Linked DNA regions of Homo sapiens: region 2 is linked to region 1. Evidence: read pairs that join two places in POLR2A ChIA-PET (ENCODE). Cell type or tissue: MCF 10A. All regions are shown on one strand.

Evidence for each region. ChIA-PET counts read pairs that join two places held together with the same protein. Peaks named below come from ENCODE experiments on the same cell type or tissue, not always from the same donor. Only the 100,000 strongest peaks of a DNase experiment are listed, where the experiment ranks them.
Region 2: POLR2A ChIA-PET joins it to region 1 with 15 read pairs; 7 of 35 experiments call an interaction of 5 or more read pairs at or near these places.

Annotation. Positions count from the first base shown.
Region 1 is chr3:31,915,630-31,918,129 of GRCh38, reverse strand. The region is part of intron 1 of OSBPL10 (oxysterol binding protein like 10); the gene reads left to right. Among named protein-coding and RNA genes, the nearest start is that of OSBPL10, 64 kb to the left of the region's middle. In MCF 10A, no CTCF peak of the experiment used is centred here; no DNase peak of the experiment used is centred here.
Region 2 is chr3:31,967,822-31,970,321 of GRCh38, reverse strand. All of the region lies in intron 1 of OSBPL10 (oxysterol binding protein like 10), which reads left to right. Among named protein-coding and RNA genes, the nearest start is that of OSBPL10, 12 kb to the left of the region's middle. In MCF 10A, no CTCF peak of the experiment used is centred here; a DNase peak (open chromatin) is centred at 1,181.

The sequences.
Region 1 (2,500 bases):
ATAGTAAGTTGTTCTTTTTCAATTATTAGTTTATTAAAATAGTAAATTTTAAAACCTAGTATTTCTTGAACTTTAAGCTCAACTTGTAGATAAATTTTTATTTATAAAGTAGTAATTTTCATGTCAAAAATGGTTTCACTTATTCATTGATTAACCTCACTTAGTTTCTAAATTTAACAAATTAAAGTTATTAAGGCTGTTAGCACCACTTAAAGATTTAATCAGAGTCCCTTGATGTTTTAAACTGTAATCACACATTTTAAGTATCTGTTTCTCTCAAACACCTTAACTAAGGCTGATAACAAAACCGAGGAGCAAAGTCAGCCTCATACTTCAGCAGCTCTTGGGAATTAGTGCAGTAATCCTACTGGAAGCCAAGAGGAAAAAAGAGTGCGTTAGTCCAGTCAAGGTTACATGTTTTGAGGTATTGATTGATTGATTGTCAGCATACTAGATCAGTTTGTACCTTCCAAGGTGCTCCTTCCTATCTCAACAGCTAGTTTCTTTTCTCTTTTTGTGTTTTAAATCAGGCAGCCTCCAGAACCAGAATAGGTTCAGAGAGACTCTCAAAAGCTGGTTGCTTGATAAAAACAAAGCATACTTGTGAGTAGGAGGTTTGGGTGTCTGTAGTCTTTCAGCTGGGGGTTACCTATTTGCATAGGTTGCACTTGTCTGCAGCCAGGTGTGCTAAACTACCCATCATGTAAATTAACAGAGGCTCTTGAATGTACTTTTTTTCTCTAGTCAAGCAGTAAGGATTTATTCTTTTCATTTTTCACAACATAGCAAAAGACACCTCGTTAATAGCTTTTCACTATAAAGACTGTAAAGATTGAATTACTTTCTCATTTGGTTGGGACTCCTAGTGGAGTTGGACACTGAAATTCCTTTGCCAAGGCCCTTGGCCCCACCTCACATGAACGCTGTAACTGTCGTGTAATTTCTTGTGTGGGGCCTAGTGTGGGCACCGGTGGGATGCTGAACCCCGGCTGTGACACCGACTTTGTCTTGTCTTATTCTCCAGTGTCCTATTGACCTCCTCCTGGAATCTCATTATTGATGTGCACAAGGGAAGTAAAGTAATGCAAGGAGGCACAGCCTCACATTATTTAGAAGAAATGCTTTTGGAGAGGCTTGAAATCGATTTTTTGAAATCTAAATATTAGAACAAAAGAGATATATTTAGTCTGCATATCTTAATAGGAGTCCCGGCTTACAATAAAAACATTTATTAAACAGTTAAAGATGGAAAGCAGAGATAAGCAACCATTTTCAGGAGAGGGCCAGGTGGATGAATCAACACAATTGGTCTTTTTGGCAAGAATGTTAAAACCTGTTGGTTTTGATTTTGTTAATTGGAAACAGCGAGGGAGATTAACAGGTGCCTGAGAAGTAATTAATCAGGGATTTAGAGAGCTTTTATGTTATCAGGGAAAGGTGATTTTGAAAGTGTCCACTCCAATATTTAAGAGTACTGAGTGGAACAAACATTTACATTTTTACTGTATTGATTAGCTTACTCATTGGTGAGCCATGGACTGTGGAAAATGATCATTTGTGGGGGTGGGTGATAAAAGACTAAGAGTCAATTTAGAGTGAGGTTTGGTGCATGAAAAAAGGTGTCAGATATTTTACTTCTGACTGCTCATGAGAACAAAGGCATCATAATGCTTATAACCAACCTGTTGTTACACTTGACTCCTCTGTTTTTAGAGGCAGTGGGGTGGCCACTCACTCTACACTTGCCAAATCACCCAATTAGGAAGACAAACCAAGAAGGAACATTTTACGTGACTTTAGAATTGGGGAAATAGGTGAGTAGGAAGCTGTACAAAATATGCACATTGATTTCTGCATGTTAACTTATTTTGGGTTCTAGAATGTAGAAGCCAGTATCAGTGCATCCATGTTTGTGTGCTATAGCCTTTTGGATAGAATTTGATCAGTATCAAAATAAATACATGCATACTTATTGTACATTAATTATTTCCCTCCTGGAGACAGTGCTGGATTCTTTTTTTTTTTTTTTTTTTGAGACGGAGTTTCACTCTTGTCACCCAGGCTGGAGTGCAATGGTGCGATCTTGGCTCACTGCAACCTCCACCTCCCGGGTTCAAGCGATTCTCTTGCCTCAGCCTCCCGAGTAGCTGGGATTACAGGCTCCCACCACCACACCTGGCTAATTTTTTATATTTTTTAGTAGAGACGGGGTTTCGCCGTATTGGTCAGGCTGGTCTTGAACTCCTGACCTCAGGTGATCTGCCCACCTCGTCCTCCCAAAGTGCTGGGATTACAGGCGTGAGCTACCACTCCCGGCCTGGATTTCTCTTAAAGGGTGTTGCGTGGTTGGTTACAGATAATTTTTTTTCAACTTTTATTTTAGATTTGGAGGTACACGGGCAGGTTTGTTACCTGGGTGTACTGAGTGATGCTCACGTTTGAGGTATGAATGATCCTGTCACCTAGGCACTGAGCATGGTATGCGATAGTTTTTCAACCC
Region 2 (2,500 bases), 52 kb before region 1:
GAAGAAATCTGGCCTCAGAGGACTTTGTGGATCAAAGCCACCTCATAAATCCTAGCTGCAACCTCTGGAATTTTCCTTGTGGGGAGGGGGAGGAATATGCTTCTTTTGCAAGCCCCGAGTCTCAGTCAGATCTAACCCTAATTGATGCAGGTAGAATCGCAGTTTTACAGGTGAAGATGTTGAGGCCTAGAGTGACATAGACTGCACAGTTAATAAATTGTGGAGCACGGAATTTTCGGACTTCAAAGTGTGTTTTCTTTTTCTCTGGAAAGAACTTGGTCTCCTACCCCTTCATTTTATAGATGAGATTACTGAGGGCTTTGGCTTAGGGTAAACTAGGACCAGCTAATTCCACTGCAAGATAATCATTTCCTGCCCCGCGCCCCCCACCCCCGCATACTCTTTCTCTCCATGGCCTTTCCAAAGAAGAGGCCTCGTGTTTTTTTTTTTTCTTTTTTTGTTTTTTTGAGACGGAGTCTCGCTTTGTCGCCCAGGCTGGAGTGCAGTGGTGCGATCTCGGCTCAATGCAACCTCCGCCTCCCAGGTTCAAGCTATTCTCCTGCCTTAGCCTCCGGAGTAGCTGGGATTACAGGTGCCTGCCACCATGCCTGACTAATTTTTTGTATTTTTAGTAGAGACGAGGTTTCCACCATGTTGGCCAGGTTGACCTGGCCTCAAGTAATCAAGTAATCTGGCCTCAAGTAATCCGACCTCATTACGTGAACACCTGACCTCAACTAATCCACCCACCTCAGCCTCCCAAAGTAGTGCTAGGATTACAGGCGTGAGCCACCGTGCCCAGCGAAGCCCCGTGTTTTAACGAGTGATGTTGTAGCCCTCCTTTGGGCAGAATATCTTTCTGTGCATGGGTTGTGTTCGGTGGTTTTTCCTCTTCCAAAACCCTAACTGTTCCAGAGCTGTAAGTGTAGAGCTTTCTCTTTAGACAACCTTGCCAACTCTTGCCACCTCTGGGCTGGTCCTTAGGAATGACTTTCCTTGCCTGGCCTGTCCTTTCTCTGCCTGAGTGTTTAGGGGATGGATGAGGGGTTCCTTGGCCCTGTGATTATTTGTAAGTGCTGACAGATGTCTTGATTTATGCAGAGGCCTCCCAATTCATTAACCTCAGAGTGTGGACTTTGGCTGAAATAGGATCATGCGTTTGCGGAATGTACTTTGCTTTTGGGATTCTTGTGTGTCTGAGTTCCACCCTATTACTAATACCTTAACAATGGGCTTCTTGATCCCCTTGGCTAACCACACAGCACAGAACTTTTTTGTGTGTGTACTGCAGCAGACTCATTTAGTGGCCTCGTCTCTAAAAAGTTTAACAGAACAAAAACCCATTTGTGCTAGTACGTGCCGTTGAGAGAGCATTTGTCGTACATTCATTATATAGCATTTCATATTGATTCCTCTCTTTGCTCCAGCAAATTTCTTTGTGGTAATTTTTATTAGCTTGGCTAATGAGTGCCTTTTTCTTTTTATGAGAAGTCTGCAGCTGATACCTTGGCCCAAAGTACATCATAACACTATTATAGTTGTTTAGTTAATTTGGAATTTCCTGTAACTGGAATTTTTATGTCAAAGATCAGTTTACATGATTGCTTCGAAGTCAGCTAAAATTCAGGAAGATGGTCTTAAAAGCCAGAATGGCATGTTTTCTTTCTCATGTTGATTAATAGGATAGGCCATTTTTATGGGTTGAACGTAAAGGTATGCTTCAGAAAATCTTTGTATCAAAGAAAGTAGACCAAACTTGTATCTGGGAAATCAAGTTTAAGTCTGGGTAAAGTGTTTTTTTTTTTTTTTTCCCCTTCAAAATAGAAGCAAAGCATGACCTAACTTGGATGAAACTAAATTGCAGTGATTCATGTCATGGAATGGTCTGAATTTCTGTTTATCTGAAGGCTTGCTTCCTTTTCCTTTCCAGCATTGTAGTGTTATTGGTATTTTTGATATTTTTGTTTTGTTTCCTTTTTTGTTTTTGCTTCCTTTCTTAGTTTAAGACTTTGAATTCTTTTGTGTAACAACTGCATGTAACTTGTGATCCGATTTTTTTTTCTATAAATGACATGATTGACAACATTTGTATAAAGTCTACAGATTTGATAATAGTACTGTATCCATGTCAAGTATTTATTTTAACATTTACGCACTGAAGTATTTAAGGGTAAAGGGGCATTATGTTGGCTATTTACAGAAAGAAATACACACAGAAAGAAAAAATAATAAAGCAACTGTGGTAAAATGTTAATAGTTCTTTAATAGTAAATACTTATTTGTATTATTTGTGTAACTTCTCTGTAAATTTGAAATTATATTGAAAGATTAACAAAAATTCACTTGACCTATTCAAAACAAAAACCTTGGGGTGTGCACTATATACTTAATCACCGAATAGAGCATATATCTAATAAACATTATCCAATTTGCCTTAATTCTAGTCTTCTAATGTGGCCACTGAAGCATCCATTCTTGAAGCTTCATCCAGACTGGTTTA